3 separate regions of the Homo sapiens genome follow, and regions 2 and 3 are each linked to region 1. The links are chromatin loops, found by intact Hi-C in ENCODE. Cell type or tissue: OCI-LY7. All regions are shown on one strand.

The links. Peaks named below come from ENCODE experiments on the same cell type or tissue, not always from the same donor. Only the 100,000 strongest peaks of a DNase experiment are listed, where the experiment ranks them.
Region 2: it touches region 1 in a loop (2.4-fold over the local background); 2 of 110 quality-filtered maps call a loop at or near these places.
Region 3: it touches region 1 in a loop (2.0-fold over the local background); 2 of 110 quality-filtered maps call a loop at or near these places.

The regions. Positions count from the first base shown.
Region 1 is chr3:182,977,341-182,985,340 of GRCh38, forward strand. It overlaps DCUN1D1 (defective in cullin neddylation 1 domain containing 1), which reads right to left and starts at 3,198. Exons shown (of 7, transcript NM_020640.4): 1 at 3,147-3,198. The coding sequence starts at 3,149. It overlaps LOC105374246 (a long non-coding RNA gene), which reads left to right and starts at 3,467. Exons shown (of 2, transcript XR_924771.2): 1 at 3,467-4,147. RefSeq lists silencers at 2,867-2,986, 3,047-3,486. In OCI-LY7, no CTCF peak of the experiment used is centred here; DNase peaks (open chromatin) are centred at 2,451 and 3,251; H3K4me3 peaks cover 3,221 bases; H3K27ac peaks cover 1,096 bases.
Region 2 is chr3:182,707,242-182,715,241 of GRCh38, forward strand. No RefSeq gene overlaps it. Among named protein-coding and RNA genes, the nearest start is that of LINC02031, 67 kb to the left of the region's middle. RefSeq lists cis regulatory regions at 6,894-7,159, 7,937-8,000. In OCI-LY7, CTCF peaks have their summits at 3,524 (motif pointing left), 3,727, 7,018 and 7,219; DNase peaks (open chromatin) are centred at 3,520, 6,680 and 7,130; H3K4me3 peaks cover 1,277 bases; H3K27ac peaks cover 2,275 bases.
Region 3 is chr3:183,040,784-183,048,783 of GRCh38, forward strand. MCCC1 (methylcrotonyl-CoA carboxylase subunit 1) reads right to left here. Exons shown (of 19, transcript NM_020166.5): 10 at 4,630-4,757; 11 at 784-967. Among named protein-coding and RNA genes, the nearest start is that of MCCC1, 55 kb to the right of the region's middle. In OCI-LY7, no CTCF peak of the experiment used is centred here; DNase peaks (open chromatin) are centred at 3,958, 4,668 and 6,278; H3K4me3 peaks cover 3,155 bases; H3K27ac peaks cover 5,678 bases.

The sequences.
Region 1 (8,000 bases):
AAAATCATTAGAATCATAAAATGTCTATGCTGGATGAAACTTTAGAAATCATCAAGTCCAATCCTGCCATCTTATAAATAAAACAACCCACACGTTTTGAACACTTTTTTTTTTTTGAGACGGAGTCTCGCTCTCGCCCAGGCTGGAGTGCAATGACGCGATCTCGGCTCACTGCAACCTCCTCCTCTGGGTTCCAGTGATTCTCCCGCCTCAGCCTCCTGAGTAGCTGAGACTACAGGCCCCCACCACCACGCCTGGCTAATTTTTGTATTTTTAGTAGAGACGGGGTTTCACCGTATTGGCCAGGCTGGTCTCAAACTCTTGACCTTGTGATCCGCCCACCTTGGCCTCCCAAAGTGCTGGGATTACAGGCGTGAGCCACTGCACTCAGCCGAACACTTTTTAAAAATATGTTTCAGGCTGGCGTGGTGGCTCACGCCTGTAATCCTAGCACCTTGGGCGGCCGAGGCAGGTGGATCACCTGAAGTCAAGAGTTCGAGACCAGCCAGGTCAACATAGTGAAACCTCGTCTCTACTAAAAATACAAAAATCAGCCGGGTATGTTGGCGGGCACCTATAATCCCAGCTACTTGGGAGGCTTAGGCTGGAGAATCGCTTGAACCCAGGAGGCACGGGTTGCAGTGAGCCAAGATTGCACCACTGCACTCCAGCCTGGGCAACAGAGCAAAAACTCCATCTCAAAAAAAAAAAAACAACAACAACAAAAAACAAGTTCCAAAGTAACAGAATATTATCTAATTTTGGAGTCGTTTTTAGTCTGTGTGTGGGGGGAGGGAGGAAGTTAACAGAACTTTTTTACTTATACAAAGTATTTCAAATATCCCATCATTTAAGTTTGCTCTAGAACTGACAATAACATGTGCTCTGGAAATGGGCTGCAGCTACAGACACCAAAAAACTCACAGCCCCGAAACTGCATAAAGAAACAAATATATGTAAGATAACTTTATAATGAAACAACTTCTTAACTATAAAATTCTTACTGCCTAACTTCGATTAGGGCCAGTGGTGAGTCTCTTTCCTTTCTTATTATTTTTTTTAAGAGACAAGGTCTGTTAGCCAGGCTGGAGTGGTGCAGTGGCAGGGCTCACAGCAGCCTCAACCTCCCAGCTCAAGTAATCCTCCCACCTCATCCTCTGGAGTAGGGGCAACCACAGGCTAGCACCAGCATGCTTGGCTATTTTTTTTCCTTGGGATGGAGTCTCACTACTATGTTGCGCAGGCTGGTCTCAAACTCCTAGGCTCTCAAGCAATCCTCCTGCTTCGGTGACCCAGGGTGCTGGGATTACAGGCATGAGCCACCGTGCCCAGCCCCTACGGTGAGTTAGCTAAACCAGAGAATATCACGACAATTCTCATGACATAAACTGAGTTCAGCCACAGGATATGTTTTAAATTAATATCTTGTCACCACTGGTAGAATTACATGGGTTATGGCTAAGTTTCAAAACTAGCTAATTTTAATATTAACCAAAAGAATAGAAGCTTACAAGCTGAACTCTCCCTACGAACCACTTGATGCCTGAATTCCTGAACAGGTGATGAGTATTTCCGGGACCCCACTGTCTAGGGGATGATGCGGATCTGGAGACCATCCTGAAGAGCACACATTTCAGCTGTGGCTGAGTGTTTCCCAGGGAATTAACGTCATTACTTCGAGCTTACTATACTTATCTAAATGCTAAGAGTCTGGAAACTTCAGGAGTAATGTCTATGACCATCTAAATACTTAAGAAACTAGAAACTGTTTAGACTGCCTGGTGGATCTCTGAACACTGTAATACTAATCTATACATTAACCTGCACTTTAAAGTTTTCTTACCAATTCAAACTGTAAATTCCTACACAACTTGCCACAGAACATAAGTGTTAAATATGTGTCAGACTAAACCATATATCCATACATGACAACAAAATACTGCCAAGCTGGAGGATGGGACTAGAAGTGTCATTCAGCAAAAATAAGACCAACTAAAAACAAAGACACTGGAGCATTCCCTTAACACAGGCGCGCACACACACCCTCCTCAAAGAGGCCTTTATGTTCCCCACGAGCAAAGGACAACAATATCATTTTTACTATTCATACAGTAACCTGCACGGAATTCAACTCACGCTCAGACTGTACAATGCCAAACAGCGCTTCTGAAACGCGAAGAGCGTCCAGCAGAGTCAGGTACTTAATTACCAAAGTAAACAACTCGACCACAAGGGTCTGCAAGCCTGGAGAGGACTTTTTCCCCCCCCCAAACAAAAAAGGAGAGTAACTTGACAAACTGTTTTAAAAAAAATCACAAATGGCCCTTAACTACTATAATAAAGCAATTACTCCTCCCACCCCCAAGCAAATAAAATAGGTGCTCGAAAGGGCGCTCGCTAGTCTGTGTTCCCTAATTTTATGAAATGAGAACAGGTTGCACTTCCGTACCCCCTCCCCCAAGCTCAGCAGTCTCCCATGTTTTCAGTAGAGAGGTAAATATAACCTCCACCAACTGGCCGGGGAAACTCTCCTTCTCCAAAAGCATGGGACGCCTCGAGAGGTGATGGAGAAAGGAAAAGGGCTGATACCCCGCCCCAAGCAAAACTGCCTGGGAGACTTGCGGGGTATTGGAGCCGGGAGCGGAGGAGGGAGAGGCGCGCCGGGAAAGTCTTTCCTTCTCCCCGGCCGGGCGGAGAGGGAAGCCCCGGCTTCGGGGCGGGGGGAGGCTACTCACCCGGAACCCCAGACCCCAGTCCCCGACCAGACACAATGGAGCCGGCAGAGGGGCAGGGGCAAGGCCGTTGCCCCCTCCCCTCCCCCCGCCCCAACGCCTCCCCCACCCGCGCCGGGCCCCGGCAAGGGGCACCGGGGCCGCTCCCCGCGCCCCAAACTCCCCGGGGCTCCCGACTAGGCCCGGCTCCGCTCCGCCTCCTCGGCTCTCGCGTAGCGGCTGCGCCCGGGCGGGAAGGGGCGAAGGAGGAAGGGAGAGGCAGGCAGGAGAGCCCCCGCCTGGGAGCGGGACGGAGGCCGCGGGCCGAGGCTCGGGGCTGCAGGGTCGCCGCGGGACGGAGGGCGGCCGGGGCGGGGGTGCGCGGCAGCGCCGGCCCCCAGCCGGCAGGGCGGGCGGGCGGCCGCAGTGCCTCACCATGTTGGTGTCCTCCAGGCCTCTCCCCTCCTCCTCCGGCTCCGCAGCGAATGGACGGCGGCGGCGGCGGCGGCTCCTCTCACGGGCTTGCCCGGCTCCCGCTCATGCGCAGTGCGGGGCGGCCCGGCGCGGCCCGAGGAGGCAGCCCCGGACCTCGGGGAGGCGGAGGGACGGAGGCAGGCGGAGGGCGCCCCGCGCGGGGCTTCCCCCGGGCGCGGGGGTCCCCCGGGGAGTGGGCGGGGGCGGGGGGCGCGGCGGGGGAGGGGCGGGCGACGCAAGCCCTCCGCGCGCCGACATCCTCCTGCCGCGCCGGGCGGTCTCTGGTGGGGGCGCCGGGGGACACCCCACCTCCGTTTCCTACGCGGTTCCTTCCGGACGACCACGGCCGGGTCTACGCAGGCTGGAAGCGGGCACGAGCGGCGGCGGATAAGTTGAGCAGCTGGGGGCGGCTGAAACGGATGGTTGAGGAGCTTCATCCATCCCAGACCTCCCCTCCCCATCAGTATCAAAAAAAGGGAGAAGATAGTGGAAACACCTCCCCCTGCCCCGTGTTTTCTTCTTTTTCCCCCCAATCTCAGTATCAGACCTACATCAGTTCCCTCGCGTGGGCATCCCAGGGGAGACCTTAGTCCCCCCCCTGCGGTGGCTGTCACTCCATTAGTGAGGACCAGGCTCTCCCCAGACCTGTCTACTGGGAGACAGTTGGGGTAACCCTATAGTGAGATGGGGTGGGGTGCACTGAGACCCAAGGCCGGGCTGCGGGAGTCCAGGTTGCCTGCCTACTGCTAGCTCTCAGTATCCCCTCAGTTCGGCCCGCCCAGGATAAGTTTCGGGAAGCAACTACACATTTTTTCACTGAGGGTCTAGTCACGCAGGGCGGACAGTCCAGGTGTGACCTGCCCTGGGCGTTAAATCAACTGAGGCTGAGGAGCACTAGGATTCTGAGCTGAGGATCAAGTGGACAAATTCGTGCTGCAAGGAGGACAGAAGACTCCTGTGGAGTAAGTGGTCCTTGCCCTTCAGAAATGTAGTATCCAGTTGGAGAGATAAGACACCTTCACACAGGAAGGAAATAAAACAGCTAAGAAAGCAAACTCACTCAGAAAGTCACATCTGAAACTGTACCAAGAGCTTACCTACGTTTCAGAACAGGACCCACCTGAGTAGACCCGTTATCACCATCATCACCAGCACAGGCATTAAACGACCAGATCAACCCTATAACTAATGAATTTGTTCTTACCAAAACAACAGAACTTCTTTGGTAACTCCCAAAGGCCTCCTAACTTCCTGGAGCTAGCCATGTACTGGGAGCGCCCAGCGCTGTACCAAGGCAGGTTTCTGGCGGCCACAAACCGTTCATCCATTCTTTCCCCCAATATTTAAAGAATGCATGTGAATGTGCCAAGCTCCTTGCTGGGCTCTGGGTAAATAGTCCTGCAAGGAGAAGCCAGATCTGCCTCATGCAGCAAGCCTGAAACTGGACTACATCCACGGAGGTTCTCCAGGAATTCACCTAGCTTTTGACCTAAAGTATTAACACCTAGGGCGTTAATGAGGAGGATTCACTGTATCTCTTACTCCAATCTGTTCTACTCCATTGAAATAATCGTTTGTGGGTTTTCCTAAGCTCTACCAAGGTACAGGCCTTAGTTATTCTAATTGACCTCTCGCCTGCGTTTGGACACTTCCTCCTTGAATTTCCTGTTCATTTTCCATGACTCCACCTTCTCCTGCATCTCCTCTTTACTCTGACCACTCTCCTTTGCTGGCTGTACTCAATTTAGGCTTTCCTGACCATTCCTGAACGTCCTTCTGTATACAGCCTGTGTCACGCTGTCACTCACATTCCCACGTCAACTACTGCCCATATCAAGAGGAATCTCAAATCTTGACTTCCAGTCCCCAAGTGACAGGCCTAAACACTCATTCTGGTCATTTCACAGGTCCATCAAGCTCACCAAATCTAAAACTTTATCCCCAAACCCACTTTTCCTCCTGCCTTTTATCAAATCATCCAAACTAGAAATCTAAGAATCATCCACCACTCTTCCTGCCTCATCCCCTTACTCCGCATCTCACCAGTTTTCCCTCCTAAATGACTTTTAAATCTGCACCCTGCCTTCTATTTCTTAGCCAATTCTTTTTGTTGTTGTATTTTTTTGTTTGTTTTTGAGATGGAGTCTAGTTCTGTCACCCAGGCTGGAGTACAATGGCGCAATCTCAGCTCACTGCAACCTCCGCCTCCCAGGTTCAAGCGATTCTCCTGTCTCAGCCCCCACCGAGTAGCTGGGATTACAGATGTGTGCCACCATGCCCAGCTACTTTTTGCATTTTTAATAGAAACAGGGTTTCACCATGTTTGTCAGGCTGGTCTCGAACTCCTGACCTCATGATCTGCCCCACCTCGGTCTCCCAAAGTACTGGGATCACAGGCGTGAGCCACCGCGCCTGGCCAGCCAATTCTTTATCATCTCTCCTCATCAGTAACTTCTTACCTAATCTTCCAGCCTCTACTCCTTCTCCACTGCTCCATAGTTGTCTTTCTATAATGCAAATGTGAATTTGTCCGTAAAATTCTCCAAGAGCTGCATAAGCATGAGCCTCTGGAATGGCATTAAAGTTCTCTCCTCTGATCTATCCATTCCCATTGCCATTTTCCACCACCCTCCACCCAAATGCACCTCATATTTCAGTTTTCACAAACCAAGACTGCCATACCTCTGCATGTTTCCTTGCTTTCTCCAATTCTCCTATCCCTGGCCTCCTAGCTAATACTGACTGAGCCCATGACACATACTAATTTATGTAATCCTCACTGCGACACATACTAACTCATATAACCTCACTTCTACCCTATGAGCATGCCCAGCTATTACGCCCATCCTACAAAGGGGAAAATGGAAGCACAGAGAGATTAAATAATATGCCTAAAATTCCCTAGCTAGGCCAGGCGCAGTGGCTCACGCCTGTAATCCCAGCACTTGGGGATGCCAAGGCGGGCAGATAACTTAAGTTCAGGAGTTCGAGACCAGCCTGGCCAACATGGCGAAATCCCATCTCTACTAAAATTAACCGGGCATGGTTGCGCATGCCTGCAATCCCAGCTAGTCCGGAGGCTGAGGCAGGAGAATCGCTTGAACCCTGGAGGCAGAGGTTGCAGTGAGCTGAGATCGCGCCACTGCACTCCAGCCTGGGCAAGAAGAATGAGATTCCACCTCAAAGAAAAAAAAAAAGAGATTCCCTAGCTAGCAAGTAGCAGAGCTAGGATTTGAAACCTGATAGTCTGGCTATCTGGTTAGTCTATTCTCTTGATTACCACATTATATTTCCCACCAAGATCTCAGTACTCAACTCAAAGACCATCTTCTCTATGATTGTCTCCTGACCTGATCCTTGGATTCCAGCAGTTAGGCAAGTTTCTCCCCACACCTTACATATACTTTTGTTACACTTATGACATTCATATGATAAGCATTTGCCAACATGACCATCTCCCCTGCCAGACTGCACTGCTTAAGGTCAGAGACCTGGTTGCACAATTCTTTGAGTTTTCAGTGTCAAAGTGAGTGCCTGACATATATGTGCTACATAGTCACAGTGGGATAAATTAATGAAAAGAAAGAGATATGTAACTGATGTCTGTCTTAAGACAGTGCCTATATTGTTTGTTATTGTAAAGGAATGCTTGTTCTCCTTGGCAGATGTATGTTATACCATATGGTCAGATGGTAAATGTAGTAGCAACTGTATCCATTACTGTACTTCCTGGCTACAGTACTGAATGTGAAATGGAGAATTATTACTCAATCATCATGATTGGGTGAGATAAACATATTTGTTAAAATTGTCCTGATTATTTTTTAAATGGAAAAGCATCCTGAAGATAAAGTATAAATTACAATATTTAACAAAATAATATTAACTAATATTCTCGTATTACTTTTTTTGTCATGTTTCAAATATTTAAGTTAAGGCTTTGAGTTTTTTCAAGTACAGGAGTTCTAATGACTATTTTCCATAGCAACAATCTCAGTACAATAATAAGAAATAAGATGGAAACATCTAGCCAAAATTGCCTATCTTGTCTATCTCTCCTCCTCTCTCTACCCCACCACCCCCAACACATACACACACACTCCCTCTCACTGTATACCTAAAACGATGAAAAAATTAATATAGTGCTCATAAATACGTAAATACTTCTTGCCACAAAAGCTTAAAAATTCATATTAAGACATAATATTCACTGATAAAATAGTTGCAGTTCTGCTCAAAGAAACATGTAAAAGTAAAGATTTCATACTTCTAGAATCTGTCTTTAGCAGAAAGAGCAGAAGTAATCTGAAAAGACAGATTGCTAACATTTCTGGTAGTTCATCTAGCTAAAATTAAGCCTGCAGGGTAAACTATACACAGACACAGTTCAAAGCCACTAGTCTGAGATACACAGCCACCACCCTCCCACACTTAACTTGGGTGCTCTCAATTTTGCCCAACATTTACACTAATGTCCTTATTGGATTCAAGCTTGCTGATTTATAAATACATAAGGGTAAATGCGATTGACTGATGGAACCTATTTTGTTTTCAGTAAAACATGGCATTTAGATCTTATGAATTCAGAATTATAACCATTTTTTAAAGGGTAAAGCAGACAGGACTAGGCCTCAGTCAGAGTGGGCCCTAGTGAAGCCACAGGAAGCCTAACATGAAAGCCACGGTTCCAAAGCTCATACCAAACTTACCAGAGTGGAGGCTAGAAGCAGAAGAACCTTTTGGCTCACCCCCCAGTGTTACTGGTGATACCAAAGGAATGACTGCCTGGGCCTCTTTCATCCACATTAAGAACCA
Region 2 (8,000 bases), 270 kb before region 1:
ATTTCTTCTTAGAGTCGTGGGTTACTTAGAAGCATACTGACTAAACTCTAAGCAAATGGGAATTTTTTTAATTAATCTTTTTTATTACTGATTTCTCTAATACATTGTACTAGAGAACATATTCTATATGATTTCAGTACTCTCACGTTTATTAAAAACCTTCTTTACAGCTGCTGTGCATTGTCAATAATTGTATATATTCTGCATGACTTTTTGAAAAGAATATGCAATACATAGTAGTTGTTGTATGTTTGGTCAAATATGTTAAGCATATTGCTCATATCATTTCTATACCTCATGATTGTTTTCTCAATGAGTGAAAACATGTATTGAAATCTTTATGGTGAACTTATTTCTTCTTGCAGTTCTGCCTGGTTTTGCTCTCTATATGTTGATATGGCCATTAAAAGCACGCAAATTTAGAATTGCCATATCTTCCTGCAGAGCTTAACCTTTTATCATTATGAAGCAAAGCCCTTTAATTCTAGTAATGCTTTTTCCCTAAATTCTATTTTGTGTGATATTACTGTAGCTGCTCCAGTTGTAAAACAAACTGGGGAGGAAGGAGGGGTAAGCATTTCACTTTCTATCTTTCTGTATCATTATCATGTTTATCCTTTATGGATATAGATTTGGATATATCTATATTTGTGGATAAATATAAAAGATTGCTTGAAAAATTATATATGTGTATATATAGTCATACATACAGTTCTTTAACTGGAGCATTTAATCCATTTATAATTAATGTAATTACTGTTGTCTTAGAGCTATATTTATCATCTTACTGTATGCTCTCTGTTTGTATAACAGCTCTGTGTTCCTTTTCCTTTCTCTCTTCTCTTGCATTCTTGCATAGTGATTGCTTGGGGGTTTATTTATTTTGTTTTGTTTTTATTGTGCTATTTTCCCTGTTAGTTTGAAAGACATATACTCTTTTTAGATTTTTTCCTTTAGCGATTACCCTAGAACTTAAGAAATAGATCCTTAATTTCTGATGCCTAATGAATTGAAAAATTATTTGTAGAACTAATTGAATGGCAACAGTAGCATTATAATGTTCCAGGTGTTATTTTTATCTGCTCCATTCAGGCACCTAGAGGCACTAGCAGTCAGCATCACCTTGCTTGGGATTTTCCAGGCCACCCATATGATCAGAAAGGTGTAAACCATACACGCTCTGCTTTACTGCCGGTGTAATTTTATTGCTATGTTCCCAGTCGAAAAGGTAGGAGCGGGGTGTTATCTATCAGGACATGTGCACTTTGCACACCCTGGATTCAAATCTAGCACCCCTAGCTCAGGGAGACCTCAGGTCTGCCTCACAGCTGCCTTTTCCGAATCAACAGCAAAAGTGATCCAGTGGTATATTCACATCCTGACCTCCCACCCTCTGCTAGATCTCAGTCCAGTCATTGTTCACTGTGTTGTTTAGTCTTTGATGTATTTTAGAAAAAAGTTTAATACATTTCATTCAGCTCTTTAGTTGCAATGCCTGAGAAAACTTACCCTCTCAGTTCCTGCCCCTGAAGTTCCTGGAGCTACCTATAGCTTGGTTACTCCTCTACCAGTACTTACTGAGAGCCTACTATCTGCCTGACCCTATTCTATGCTCTAGAGATTCTGCAGTAAAGTCCAGGCCTCAAGGAGTTGACATTCTGGCTGAAGAAAGAGATGTTAAACAAGTAAACTTGTCTAAATAGATTGAGAGGGTGAACTACACAACGTCCTGGCAAAGAGCTTCTTAGGCAGGTGAAACAAATCCCAAGGCCCTGAGGCAGGACAGTCAGAGTGCCTGGAGCAGACTGAGAGAAAGGAGGGTAGCAGAGATGAGGTCAGGGTGGCCAAAGCCAGACTGCATAGGGACTGGTAGGGTTTTATTCTAGGTTTAATGAAAAGTCCTTAGTGTGGAAAGATTTGAAAGACTTGTGTTTGTATTAAGTTGCTCTGGTAGCTTTGTGGAAAATAGCCTACAGATCTTTTCTCTGATTCTAATCGAACACACTCCAATACATTTCTTTTCCCTTCTGAATTAGCTACAGTCACATAACCACAAAAGAAAAAAAAAATCCTAAATCATATACCTAGAGTGGTGACTGCAGAGAAACATGAGGTATTTCATTCGATTTGGAGGAAGACAGTGAGGACTCCTATTCATATTCCAGGCTGGGAAATTAGCAGCCATGGGTGTACAGGACTCAAGCCCTACTATGGCAAGTCTGGCCTCCCGAGACTCTGACTCCTTCTTTGACACAGCCACACCTACAGCAAAAGACTTGAGCAACGTGCTGCTGCCCAGCCCCAGGTGGTTCTAGGAAGCAGCCACTCTCCTGAAACAATCAAGGCCCTGATTTCAACCTAGATCACCTGTTCTGATTTCTCCCTCCTTCATCCCCAGTGGGCACGTCGTTACCCTCTGCCACCCAATGCTTCGATTGAGATCACCTGTGTCACCTGACATGTTCTCAGAATAGAAAATGATCAGGCCCTGGCACCAGGGATAAAAGTTACAGGTAGCAGATAGGTAACCCCTGAATAGTAGCTGAACACATAGTCAAACTTACTAGTGCAGAAACCAAACACATTCATAGACTGGTGCAAAACTTCATAGAGCAGTTTTTGACCGCCCTTGAAAAATAAAGTGGGAGAAAGCAATTCTGGCATAAATAGAAAGGCCGATGCTCACGTTAAAAACTCTGGAGAAAATGGTGGGCCGGACACAGTGGTTCATGCCTGTAATCCCAGGAATTTGGAAGGCCAAGGCAGGTGGATCACCTGAGGTCAGGAGTTCGAGACCAGCCTGACTAACATAGTGAAACCCCATCTCTACTAAAAATACAAAAATTAGCCGGGTGGGCGACTGTAATCCCAGCTACTCGGGAGGCTGAGGCAGGAGAATCACTTGAATCTGGGAGGCGGAGGTTGCAGTGAGCCGAGATCGCACCATTGCACTCCAGCCTGGGCGACAGAGCGAGACTCCGTCTCAAAAAAAAAAAAAAAAAAGAAAGAAAATGGTGTCCTTGTAATCCCAGCACTTTGGGAGGCAGAAGTGAAAGGATTGTTTGAGCCCAGGAGTTTGAGACCAGCCTGGGCAACATGGCAAGACCTTGCCTCTATTTTTGTATTTAATAAATTTTTTTAAGAAAATGGTTTCCCATTTCTCAATTTTGTGTGAACAGATGCTAAATATCACATATACTAAGATGGGCCATGAAGTCAAAGTAACCGTTTTTATTCCCATGTATAGCAACACTTCATCTCCTCAGAATCCAGCTGTCTAGACATTTCAGCTATCCAGCATGTAGATATAAGAAAGGCGGCAAACAAAAACGTATCCAAAGAATTCAAATATATTTAACAAGTTTTACATTTTAAAGTATCTCTTTTATCTCAGGTTATTCACATTTATCTCAGTTCTCTTTTATCTTAGTTCTTTTTTCCCTGAGTTGTACACTACATCTTGATGTTAGAGGTGAGAGACGGGCTACCATAGGAAACAACCAGAAATAATAGTCTGCCCTCTAGAGGCCAGAGTAAAAATTTGAAAATACAGATGCAGTATCTCAAAAAATACAGCAATTTTGTCTCTGGGCAAACAGCACTACGATTTTCAGTGAAGGCATTGCAGCACTGTATGATAGCTGAAGTATACAATGATTTCCCTTAAAGATCAAGATCAATGCTTGAGCATGGGAGGTCGAGGCTGCAGTGAGTCATGATTGCACCACCGCAATCCAGCCTGGGCAACAGAGCAAGACCCTGCCTGAAAAAAAAGTGTCCAGAGGTCCAGATCAAGATCAAGAAAATGTTAAGTTGTTTTCCTGGAAGGGCAAGAAACGTGTATTGCATTATAGAACAAATCCCACTAAAACATAACCAGGATTCATTTTGTAAAGTGAGTGAATGTGAAGGTGTAACTCACCTGTTCAAAACACCATTTTACTTGGAGTAACTTTTTTTTCTTCTCTTCACATGTGATTAGATAAGCTCTAAGAAACTAATTGTGTGGTGAAGAACCTGGGTTCTGATATCAGACAGATCTAGACTCAGTTAACAGCTGTGTGACTTTGGACAAGTTACTTAACTTCCGTAAGCCTAGGTTCCTGATCTCTAAAATGAGATTATCAGTACCTCCCTTACAAGGTTAACATGAGGATTAAGTAAGATGAAGCATTGTGAGGCCCTTCCGCCTCACAGTAATTGCTCAATAAATGAAAACTATTACTTCTACTATCTCAATACTGGAGACAGCACTGCCTAATAACTATGGACTCTGCAGCCAAAAGGCATAGGCTCAAAGTTCAAATCCTGGCTTGGCTACTTACATAATAGTGTGACCTTGAACAAGTTACTAAATCTCTCTGTGCCTCCATTTCCTGGTCTTTAAAATAGAGACAGTGATTGTACCTACCCGATAAAGTTGTGAAGAGGATTAAGTGAGCTAAGGCAGGGGTCTCCAACCCCGGTGAGCGGTAAGCGAGCATTACTGCCTGAGCTCTGCCTCCTGTCAGCTCAGCAGTGGCATTAGATTCTCATAGGAGTGTGAACCCCACTGTGAACTGCGCATGCGAGGGATCTAGGTTGTATGCTCCTTATGAGAATCTAACTAATGCCTGCTGATCTGAAGTGAAACAGTGTGGTCCCAAAACCATCTCCCCAACACACAGTTTCTGTGAAAAATTGCCTTCCACGAAACTGGTTCCTGGTGCCAAAAAGGTTGGGGACCGCTGAGCTAATGCATTAGAATTGCTTAGATCAGGGCCTGGTGCATAGTAAGCACATTTAAGTGTTGACTGTCATTGCTGTTAATGACTGATCATGCCATTGTTAGGAAGCACTTTTCCTCCTTTGATTTAGCCATGACTTCCTCCTTTGTCCTCCCCTGGCAATCATGTCATATACAAAGTCCTTTTATGTGTATCATCCCAAATGAGTCTTAGGACATGATACCAATGTTTATAAATTTCACACAGGTATTTGTCCAAAACAATATTTAACTGAATCATGAATCCTAGTATCAAACAATACAAGTATCACATCACATAATAATACATTTTTAAAACTGAAAGAAACTAACATCTATAGTTAGAAAAATACGTTCCTCCAAAGCAACATGGTATTGGTACAAAAACAGACACATGGACCAATGGAACAGAGTAGAGAACCCAGAAATAAAGCCACTATCCTACAGCCAGCTGAACTTCAAAAAGTCAACAAAAATAAAGGCCGGGCGCAGTGGCTCACACCTGTAATCCCAGCACTTTGGAAGGCCGAGGCGGGTGGATCATGAGGTCAGGAAATCGAGACCATCCTGGCCAACATGGTGAAACCTTGTCTCTACTAAAATACAAAACATTAGCCAGGCATGGTGGCACGCGCTTGTAGTCCCAGCTACTTGGGAGGCTGAGGCAGGGGAATCACTTGGACCAGGGCGGCGGAGGTTGCAGTGAGCCAAGATAGCACCACTGCACTCCAGCCTGGCGGCAGAGTAAGACTCCGTCTAAAAAATTAAAAAATGAAAAAAATAAAAAATAAAAAGTCAACAAAGTTAAGCAATGGGGAAAGAGCTCCCTATTCAATAATGGCACTAGAATAGCTAGCCAGCCATCTGCAGAATAATGAAACTAGATCCATTTTACCATATACAAAAATTAAATCAAGATCGATTAAAGATTTAAATGTAAGACCTCAAACTATAAAAATCCTAGAAGAAAACCTAGGAACTACACTTCTTGACATCAGCATTGATTTATGGCTAAATCCCCAAAAGCAATTGCAACAAAAACAAAAATTGGTAAGTGGGGCCTAATTAAACTAAAGAGCTTCTGCACAGCAAAATAAACTTTCAACAAAGAAAACAGACAACCTACAGAATGGGAGAAAATCTTCACAAACTATGTATCTGACAAAGGTCTAATATCCACAATCCATAAGGAACTTAAATCAGCAAGCAAAAAACAACCCCATTAAAAAATGGGCAAAGGACATGAACAGATACTTCTCAAAAGATATGCGAGCAGCCAACAAACATATGAAAAAAATGCCCCACATCGCTAATCATCAGAGAAGCAAATCAAAACCACAATAAGATACCATCTCACACCAGCCAGAAGGGTTATTATTAAAAAGTAAAAAAAATAACAGATGCTGGAAAGGCTGCAGAGAAAAGGGAACACTTATGCACTGTTGGCGAGAATGTAAATTAGTTCAGCCACTGTAGAAAGCAGTTTGGAGGTTTCTCAAAGAATTTAAAACAGAACTACCATTCCACCCAGCAATCCCAAATCCCATTACAGGGTATATATCTAAAGGAAAATAAATTGTTCTACAAAAAAAGACACATGCACTTGTATGTTCGTTGCAGCACTATTCACAATAGCAAAGACAGAAGCAATCTAGGTGCCCATTAATGGTGGACTAGATAAAGAAAATGTGGTACATGTGCTCCATGGCACACTCTGCAGCCATAAAAATGAACAAATTCTGTTTTTTGTAGCAATGTGGATGCAGCTAAAGGCCATTATCCTAAGTGAATTAACACAGAAATAAAAAAAAATACCGCATGTTCTCACTAATAAGTGGTAGCTAAACATTGAGTACACATGAACATAAAGACGGCAACCACAGACACTGGGTACTACAAGAGGGAGGCGGGAGAGAGGGGAGTGTAGGCTGAAAAACTACCTCATTCTATGTACTGTGCTCACTACCTGGTGATGCAATCATCCATACCCCAAACCTCAGCATCATCACACAATATACCCATGTAACAAACCTACACTTGTACCCCTGAATCTAAAATAAAAGTTGAAATTATTAACAGAGAGAGAGAAAAATGGAAGCAAGGAAGGAAGGAAGGAAGAGAGGGAGGGAGGAAGGGAGGGAGGGAGGGAGGGAAATAGGTTCCTTATCTCTCTAATTCCTGGAGATTAAAGCTACTGAGTCTAATTGTGAAATCAGTTTAAATAGCTGCAGTTTCTCCCACTTAGCATAAGGTGGCACCAAAGGATGTTTTAATTTGTTGCTCAATGCCTTGGACAAAGTGCTCCAGCTAGTCAGAAAACCTAGGAATACAAGCAAGATCTTCTGAACTAACTGAATAACCCTGAGAAGCCTCAGTTGTCAGCAGCTTCCTCGAACCTTTTGTGCCCAAACTTCTGAAACTGTTTCATCTTGGGTAAGAACAGAAAAGTTCTCTTACAAAAATATGCCTAAAAATATCCTACTGTTGAACTATTGCTGGGGTAGATTGTTTGACACCTGCCAGGAAGCTGTGCTTCCTGGTAAACAAAAAGTAACCCATGTACAGTATAGGAAAGCCATCAAATTTAAAATACTAACAAAAAATCATCAATACTACAACTCGGAGATAACCATAGCCTCTCCCCAAAATTTCCACCTCCCAAATTGCCTATTTCTAGCTTCCCACATTTTCTCTTTCCCAATTTCAGCCTCCCAAGTTCTCTACCAATATTTTCCAGTTGTCTAAATTCACAATATTTGAGACATTTTATTCTTTCCTAACAAAAATAGTAATATCTCCCCTAGAACTGTATTGTTTTAAAAGTGCTTAATCGTTGGAGATCTGTGGCACAGCCATGTGAATATACTTAATGCTACTGAACTACACATTTTAAAATGGTTTCAATGCTAAATTGTATGTTTTTACCACAATTAAAATTTTTAAAAATTGTTTTCAAAAGGAAAAAGTGTTTAACCATTAACATTTTTATACATTTAGTTCAAATTAACTTAAGCAGTCCTGTCCATAGTACATTGAACTGTACATAATACATTGCATTTAAAAATGGGCCAATAAGCAAGCTCATGCTAATAAAATAAATCAAATAACCTTGTGACTTTGGGACTCACTGGGCATGTGTTCCAAAGAACATACCATGCCTAGTGCTGTGGATATCAACAGGGCAAGATAAATGTGAAGGTTAAGAGTAGCCCTTCAACTTCAACTGCAATTTCTCCAGCGAGTTAGCCACAAGGTC
Region 3 (8,000 bases), 63 kb after region 1:
TGTGACCTCTTACCCCTGAGAATTGCTATATCCCATCACTGTATAACTTATTCCAGCAATTGAAATTAAGATGACAGGAGACCGTGGAGGCTCAGAGCACTGACTCTGGAGCAAGACTGCCTGGGTCTGAATCTTGGCTCCAAGGATGACCTTGGACAAGTCACTTAACTCTTCTGTGCTCCAGTTTCCTCATCTAGAAAACAGGGATGATAATAATGCCTACTTACAGGGTACTTCTCATGGTGAAAGGAACACAAGTAGAAAAATCACCTAGAGCAGTGCCTGTAAGTAGGAAGTCCTAAATAATCACTAGTTATGACCACTGTTATTAATCATATGCTGAACTGTGATAGCTCTTCCACTGTTTCTTTACTTTAATTTTTTTATTGTTTAGCTTATACTAAGTTTATGTGTTAATTCTCCAACTTGACTTTATGTCCTTTGAAGGCAGTCTGCCTTGTGCATAGCAGATATCAGTCATCTTAAATCATTTTTGGAATGAGGCAAGGTCAAGAACAGTACACACAAAATATTTCCTGGTTAGGTTTGACCAAGTACTGCTGAATTTCAAAAAAAAGGAGTCCGTTGTTGAAAAATACTTGTTATTCTTTAAAAATAACAATTCCAGAGGCAAAAAGTAATGGTTACTGAGAAATCACTTAAATTCTTTATTTTAAAATATGCTAGACAGTTCTGTAAGACTCAGGGATAAGAATGTGTCCAAAAACAATAATGTACTAAAAACTTAAAAAGAGTGAGACTTTTCATTTTCTTTCACTTTACCTTGCCGTACTCCAGTTTCAATCCTGGTGGAAGGGTCTGCTCGAGGAGTAGAGAGGTGCACTAATGGGCCTGCCACAGGCATGAAGTTATTGCTAGGATCTTCTGCATATATTCTAGCTTCGAAGGCATGGCCCTGCAGAGTTATTTCTTCCTGGCTCAAAGGAATCTTCTCTCCTGCTGCAATCTGGCAATAGAATAGTGTTTCTTATGAAATCTACCGTATAGCGGCTACCAGACTTAGTAAATCAATGGTCTTGCTTTTTTTCTAGGTAAAATGTACATTTAGGTTTTGCAATGCAGCCAAATAAAAACTATTATTTTGTCTACTCATTTGAGTATTGGGCAAAACAAAAAATTAAAAAACAGATGCAGCTTGGCAACAGTCTATCATTTGGGGTATCGGAGTTTTTAAATGGCAAAAGCAGGCAAAGTGATGGCTAACTTACAAATATAAAAATCAGTGTTTGTTCAATATAATCAAAACCAAAACTTCTTACTAGCAACACACTCTCAGTTTTCATTTAAAACATTAGCACTTAATTCCCAAATCAATTTTTTTTAAAAAATAGTATATTATTAGTGTTTAGGACTAGATTCACAGCCAAGCAAAAAGTGTAGCTGACATTGTCATCCTACGCTGTAATCTTCACCAGTAAGTGGGTGATAAAGCAAAACAGAAAGGGGAAAATGATGGTTTTTCAATTTTGTTATGTTGATATGTACTGCATGATACCAGATTACAAACAGGGTGATCACTATTGTTTGTTGTTACTATAATTATTACTATTTTAGTTATTATGTACCAATACAACAAATCACTCTCTTCAATTAACTAGTATAAATTGGAAATGGCTATTGGAGGACACATTGCACTTTCTCTCTTTACTCTTAAGTTTTTTTCCAAGATGAGAAAATGACAACCTGAGAAAGCAATATAGATACAGGAAAATCTAGACTCTAAGTAACTTAGCATGACATTGAACTAAACCGGTAAGTATAAAACAGAAGCAAAAGTTTCATTTTTCTGAATCTGTAAATATGAAAGATCAGGATGCACAGCAGTTAAGAATGAAAGGAAACGGAACTAAGTTAAATACCTTTATGGCAGTATATTTTGAAAACACCTCAGGCTCTGCAGACAGATTGCCTAGGTTCAAATTTTGTCTCTATACTTACTTTGTCATCTAGACAAGTTTCTTAAGCTTTCCATGCTTCAGAGAAAAGTGTCTGGCATACAGTCAGCACTATGTTACCTATTATCATTCCATCCTTAGGATCTAGAACCAGAAATACCATTTGACCCAGCAATCCCATTACTGGGTATATACCCAAAGGATTACAAATCACTCTACTATAAAGACGCATGCATGTGTATGTTTATTGCAGCACTGTTCACAATAGACTTGGAACCAGTTTTTTAACGTTTTAATAAATAATTCTGGGTCAGGTGTGGTGGCTCATGCCTGTAATCCCAGCAATTTGGGAGGCCGAGGCAGGCGGATCACCTGAGGTCAGGAATTCAAGACCAGCCTGGCCAACATGGTGAAACCCTGTCTCTACTAAAAACACAAAAATTAGCCGGGCATGGTGGCACACGCCTGTAATCCCAGCTACACGGGAGGCTGAGGCAGGAGAATTGCTTGAAGCCGGGAGGTAGAGGTTGCAGTGAGCTATCACGCCATTGCACTCCAGCCTGGGCAAAAAGAGCAAAACTCTGTCTCTTGTGTTCACCTTGACTTGTCTTTGCCTGTCCATTTTCCTCCAAGCTTGGCTTCCACTTGAGCCCAGAAAAGACAGGCCCCAATCATGCCTCTGGGTCTTTGGAGATATGTGCCATTTGAGTTCTCTCAGGCTGACACTGGCTCTCCGGAACCCCTAACCTTGACATTTTCACCAGCTTTCCCTGAACACTGTTAACTATCTGTATCTGCAGCCTGAACCCAGGACACTTACATCAGTCATCATTCAACCCTTGTTCTAGGAAGGCTTGACTGCACAGGCAGGTCCTCGAGCTTAGACTCTTGACTCACCAAATGGTGAGCCCCTTTGTTTTACCTCTGTTTGAAGGCCAGATGCCAAATGCCTTGAACTCTATAAACCAGGTCCAGCAGCTTCCCTAAGTTCTAGTGTCCCTCCCCAGATGATAAAAGCTGGCTTCTCTTTCTGAAGAGCCTTGACAAGCTCTTACAAGAAATAGATGTCTGCTGGTTTCCTTAATACCCAAAAGCTTTCTCCTTCCTTAATCCTTAGAAACCTTTTTTTCTCTTATGATTTCCAAGGTCGAAACTCTCTTGATTTACTGCTTCAGAAAAATTATCCTCCTTTTCCTTGAATTCTGGAAATATAAACACTCCTTCCAGAAGTTTCCAAAGCCACTACAGTTTTTCTTGACACTCACTAAAACTTACCAGCTTGCTGTGCCTGGTTTTCGTTAACACCCTAGGATATAGAGCCCTAGAAGAACCTTTTGGCTCAATTAGAACCACCAATCACCCCCAAGGAACCAACAAAAGGAGTATCATATTATTATCTACAGAAGTTCTGAAAAGATAAAATTACCAAAATAATCAAGATTTTGGCGTCACACCAGGAAAAAACAATTTAGATGCAGGATATACAAGGAACCACGAATCCTACATATATCAGGACCGTCTATATTACTTAACAGATTTTTTTCATGTTAGGAAAAAGAAGGCTAAAGTAAAATCTATTGTTCTTATGAGAACAAAAACAGACTAAGCTATTATTAATATTTGAGAAGTATGTTTTGTGGAATTCTGGTTTACACCAGTGCTTCTCAAACTATCCATAGTAAAAGAACAGTTATAAACTTACATGTTTGAAAAATACAGTAGGCATGTCATAGCAATGCCAAAATGCTTTAAAAGTTTCCAAACATTTACTCTGAATGAACATTTACTCATGGGCCCGCAACAGCCATAAATCCGCACTTTACTTGGATCATTCTAGACCATCTCCTTGGCTCTTCATTCCCAACTCTGCCTTAGCTCATTTCATCTTGCCTAGTATCTGCCCTGATCTGAAACCGAATGATGGCCTGGCCCAGAATGCTGTGGCCTTAGGTAGACCATGAGGCTTTGACCTTGAGGTGATGTGGTTGTGAGCAAGCCCCTGTGACACAATCTCACCTGCTGGCTGCCCGGGCCTAGGGGGAAGTGAATCTGAGTCCCTAAAGTGCCAAAAAAAGCTACAGCATCAAATGTGGCTTCACTTTTAACCTCCCATCTTCCTGTCCTCATAACCACCAAGAACTGAACCCCGTCCAAAATGACACCTGTTTTAGGAGGCCAGAAGGTAGTAACCTATTCTCAAGACTGTTTTGTTGTTGTTGTTGTTGTCGTTGTTGTTGAATTATAGATTCAGGTGGTACACGTGAATGTTTGCTACATGGGTATTTTGCATAATGCTGGGATTTGGGCTTCTGATGAACCCATCACTCAAACAGTGAACACGGTACCATTTAGGTAGTTTTTCAGCCCTCACATCCCTCCCATCAAGACTGATCTTTTTTTTTTTTTTTTTAAGATGGAGTACCCAGGCTGGAATGCAGTGGCGCGATCTCGGCTTACTGCAACCTCTGCCTCCCAGGCTCAGTGATTCTCCTGCCTCAGCCTCCTGAGTACCGGGGACTACAGGCACCCGGCACCACGCCCGGCTAATTTTTGTATTTTTGGTAGAGACAGGGTTTCACCACATTGGCCAGGCTGGTCTCGAACTCCTGACCTCAGGTGATCCACCTGCCTTGGCCTGCCAAAGTGCTGGGACTACAGGCTTGAGCCACCGCACCCAGCCAAGGCTGATTTTTAATAGAAAAAATATTCTCACTCTAAGCTGCCACTCCACCAAGTCAGTTCCTGTGATCATCTCAGTAACAGGATGTTCCACTTGCAGCCTTGTATTCATCTCCATGAAACAGAAATTATGTTTTGAGTCCATAATAAACTCCACAGTCCCTAAAAGGTAAAAAACAATGGTCATATTCAATAGTGTATAATCAGTAGCAAACCAAAATCTTCCATGATGCATCACATCAAGTTTTACCGCTGTCTTCATTCAATGGTAACACTTTGCATTTCATGAAGAAAACATCTCGCATTTGCAGCAGCATATGAATCTTAGTCAAAAATAGAGAGCTGCATGAAATTTGGCAACGGAAAAGTATATTTGGGGTTGTGAGCAAATGGTAAGCCCAAATTATGAATCCGTTTCAGCTTGTAACAGTGAGAACAAGGGTGGACCACATGTTACTGCCTCAGAGCACCAAGATCCTGGGAGCCTCATACCATGACATCCCATCTCACCCTAACCCCATGGAGAAAAAGAAAACTTTTTTTTCCCTGATTGTGGGCTCCTAGGAATTTCTTTTTAAAGCCCTTTTGCTGGTAACCCATTGAAAGATTGTTTGGCAACTAAACCTTATGTTAATATCTATTGGCATTCTATTAAGCTCTAAAAAATTTCCCCTAACTTTATTAAGGTTTAATTTTAGACAACAAACTGTAACTATTTGAAGTGTAGGCATGTGATTTAGCAATTGAATACAATCACAGAACCACAATGAAACTACAGAACATTTCCATCATCCAAAAAGTTCCCTTGTTCCCATTTGGAATCAGTCCCTTCACTAAACCCTGGGATCCAGGAAACCACCAATCTGCTTTCTGTCACTATAGTTTTTCTAGAATTTTATATAAATGAAATCATATAGTTTGTAGTCTTCTGTGTTTCTGTGTTTTTCTCTTAGCTTAAAGTGAATACAATGTAAAGTTGTTTTTAAAAGTGTGGTCACAACCCATTAGTGGATTTTAAAATCAATTTTTTTTTTTTTAAGATGGAATCTCACTCTGTCATCCAGGCTGGGGTGCAATGGCGTGATCTTGGCTCACTGCAACCTCTGCCTCCCGGGTTCAAGCAATTCCTCCACCTCAGCCTCCTGAGTAGATGGGACCACAGGCGCACACCACTATGTCCAGCTAATTTTTTTGTATTTTTAGTAGAGATGGGGTTTCACCATGTTGGCCAGGCTGGTCTTGAACTCCTGACCTCAAGTGATCCACCTGCCTCAGCCTCCCAGAGTGCTGGGATTACAGGTGTGAGCCACTGTGCCCAGCTTAAAATCAATTTGAAAATCAATCTGATCCGGCATCTAAGGAGCTTAGAAGCTGCCACTCTGTCCTATCAAGTAAAAAGCTGAACAAGCTGAAAATCAACAATTTTTAAATTTGTCAGAGAAATCAGGTCACAGGGCAAGCTGCTTGTCCTCAGAACCAGAGAGACAGACAACTGACAGGCAGATACAGAGATGCCATGAGGAGAAGCCTGAGCTGTAATTGACAAATTCCTGGTAGCTCAGTGTGGACAACTCTGAGAGTTAAAAACTCCAAGGCGACCCAGTTACAGGAGGACCTCACACTTTTGTGAGTTTTACCTCCAGGAGCTCTACCAGGTCTTCACAGTGAATATCAGAGAAAAATCCTCCCATGCTTCCAGCTCAGAAGGGAAATGAAACCACTTTGAAATACACCAAAACATTCAAGGTTTACCCTTGAGAAAAACTATTTTATCAGAGCCTAAACGATTGGGATTTTATCAGAGCCTAACCTCACTGGGGGAGGAGAAATACCCAACTCCAGCCTTTGCCAGACATACTGTCCACCCTAAGGGGTGGGGGAAAACAAAACAAAAACATACCAGGAAGCACTGGTGAAGTTCACACACCAGGGGCACAGGCTCAGCAAGACTGAGATCTGATCATGGGACAAGAGAACATGCCCCCTCCAGCCTTATCACATTACCAAAGGCCTGTTTAGCAAAATTCTCTTTACCCAGTACACCATGTCCATCTTTCAACAAAAAATTACAAGGCATACTAAAAGGCAAAAAACACAGTTTGAAGAGACTGAAGAAGCATCAGGTATGGCAGGAATGTTAGAATTATCAGACACAGAAATTCTAAACTGTGATTAACAGGCTAAGGGCTTTAATGAAAAAAGTAGACAACATGCAAGAACAGATAGATAATGTAAGCAGAGAGGTGAAAATTCTAAGAAAGAATAAAAAGGAAATGCTAGAATTGAAAAAAAAAAAACCATAACCCTAATAGAAATGAAGCATGCTTTGATGGGCTCATTAGTACGTTGGGTATGGCAGGGAAAGAACCTCTGAACTTGAGGATATGACAACAGAAACTTCCAATTCTGAAAAACAGTGAGAAAAAAAACCTTAAACAGAACAATACCTAGCACTGCAAGACAACTACAAAAGGTATTAACTACGCAGAACGAGAATACCAGAAGGAGAAGAAAGGAAGGAACAGAAGTAATATTTGAAACAATAATAACATGTTACTGCATACTGTAGGCAACTGTAACACAGTGGTAAGTATTTGTGTATCTACATATATCTAAACCTAAAGAAAGTAATGCATTGTACTATGATGTTACAGTTGCCACAATGTCACTGGATAGGAATTTTTCAGCTGCATTTTAATCTTATGGAACCATTGTTATATTGAATAAAATGGTGTTATGCAGCATATGACTGTACTTGATATGCTAAAAAAGGAGAGGAAATTGGATCATAGAAGATGCTCAATTAAAACCATGAAAGGCAGAAAAAGTCTGAAAGATAAAAATAGGAACAAACAAGGGGAATAAATAGAAAACAATAATAAATATGGTAAATATTAATCAAAGTACATTAATAATCACTTTAAATGTTGATGTCTAAATATACCAATTAAAAGACAGAGATTGTTGGAGTAGATTAAAAAACAAAAGACAAATATATGTTACCTACAAGAAATCCACTTTAAAGACTTATAGACTTAAAGTAAAAACAGACAAAGAATATGCTAACACCAAAGAAAGTGCGAGTAGCCATCTTAATTTTAGAGCAAACTTCAGAGCAGGGAAAGTTATCAGGGATAAGGAGGGGCATTAAACAATGATAAAAGGGTAGACATAACAATTTTTAACATGCATGTACCTAACAACAGAGCATAAAATATATGTAGCAAAAAAGAATTGTAAGGAGAAATAGATTAATTCACTATTACAGTTGGAGACTTTAACACCCATCTGTTATTAAATAGATATGGATGATCCAGCAGGCAGAAAATCACTAAGGACATAGTTGAATTCAACAACACCATCAATCAACTGGATACAACTGTCATCTATAGACTATTTCATCCA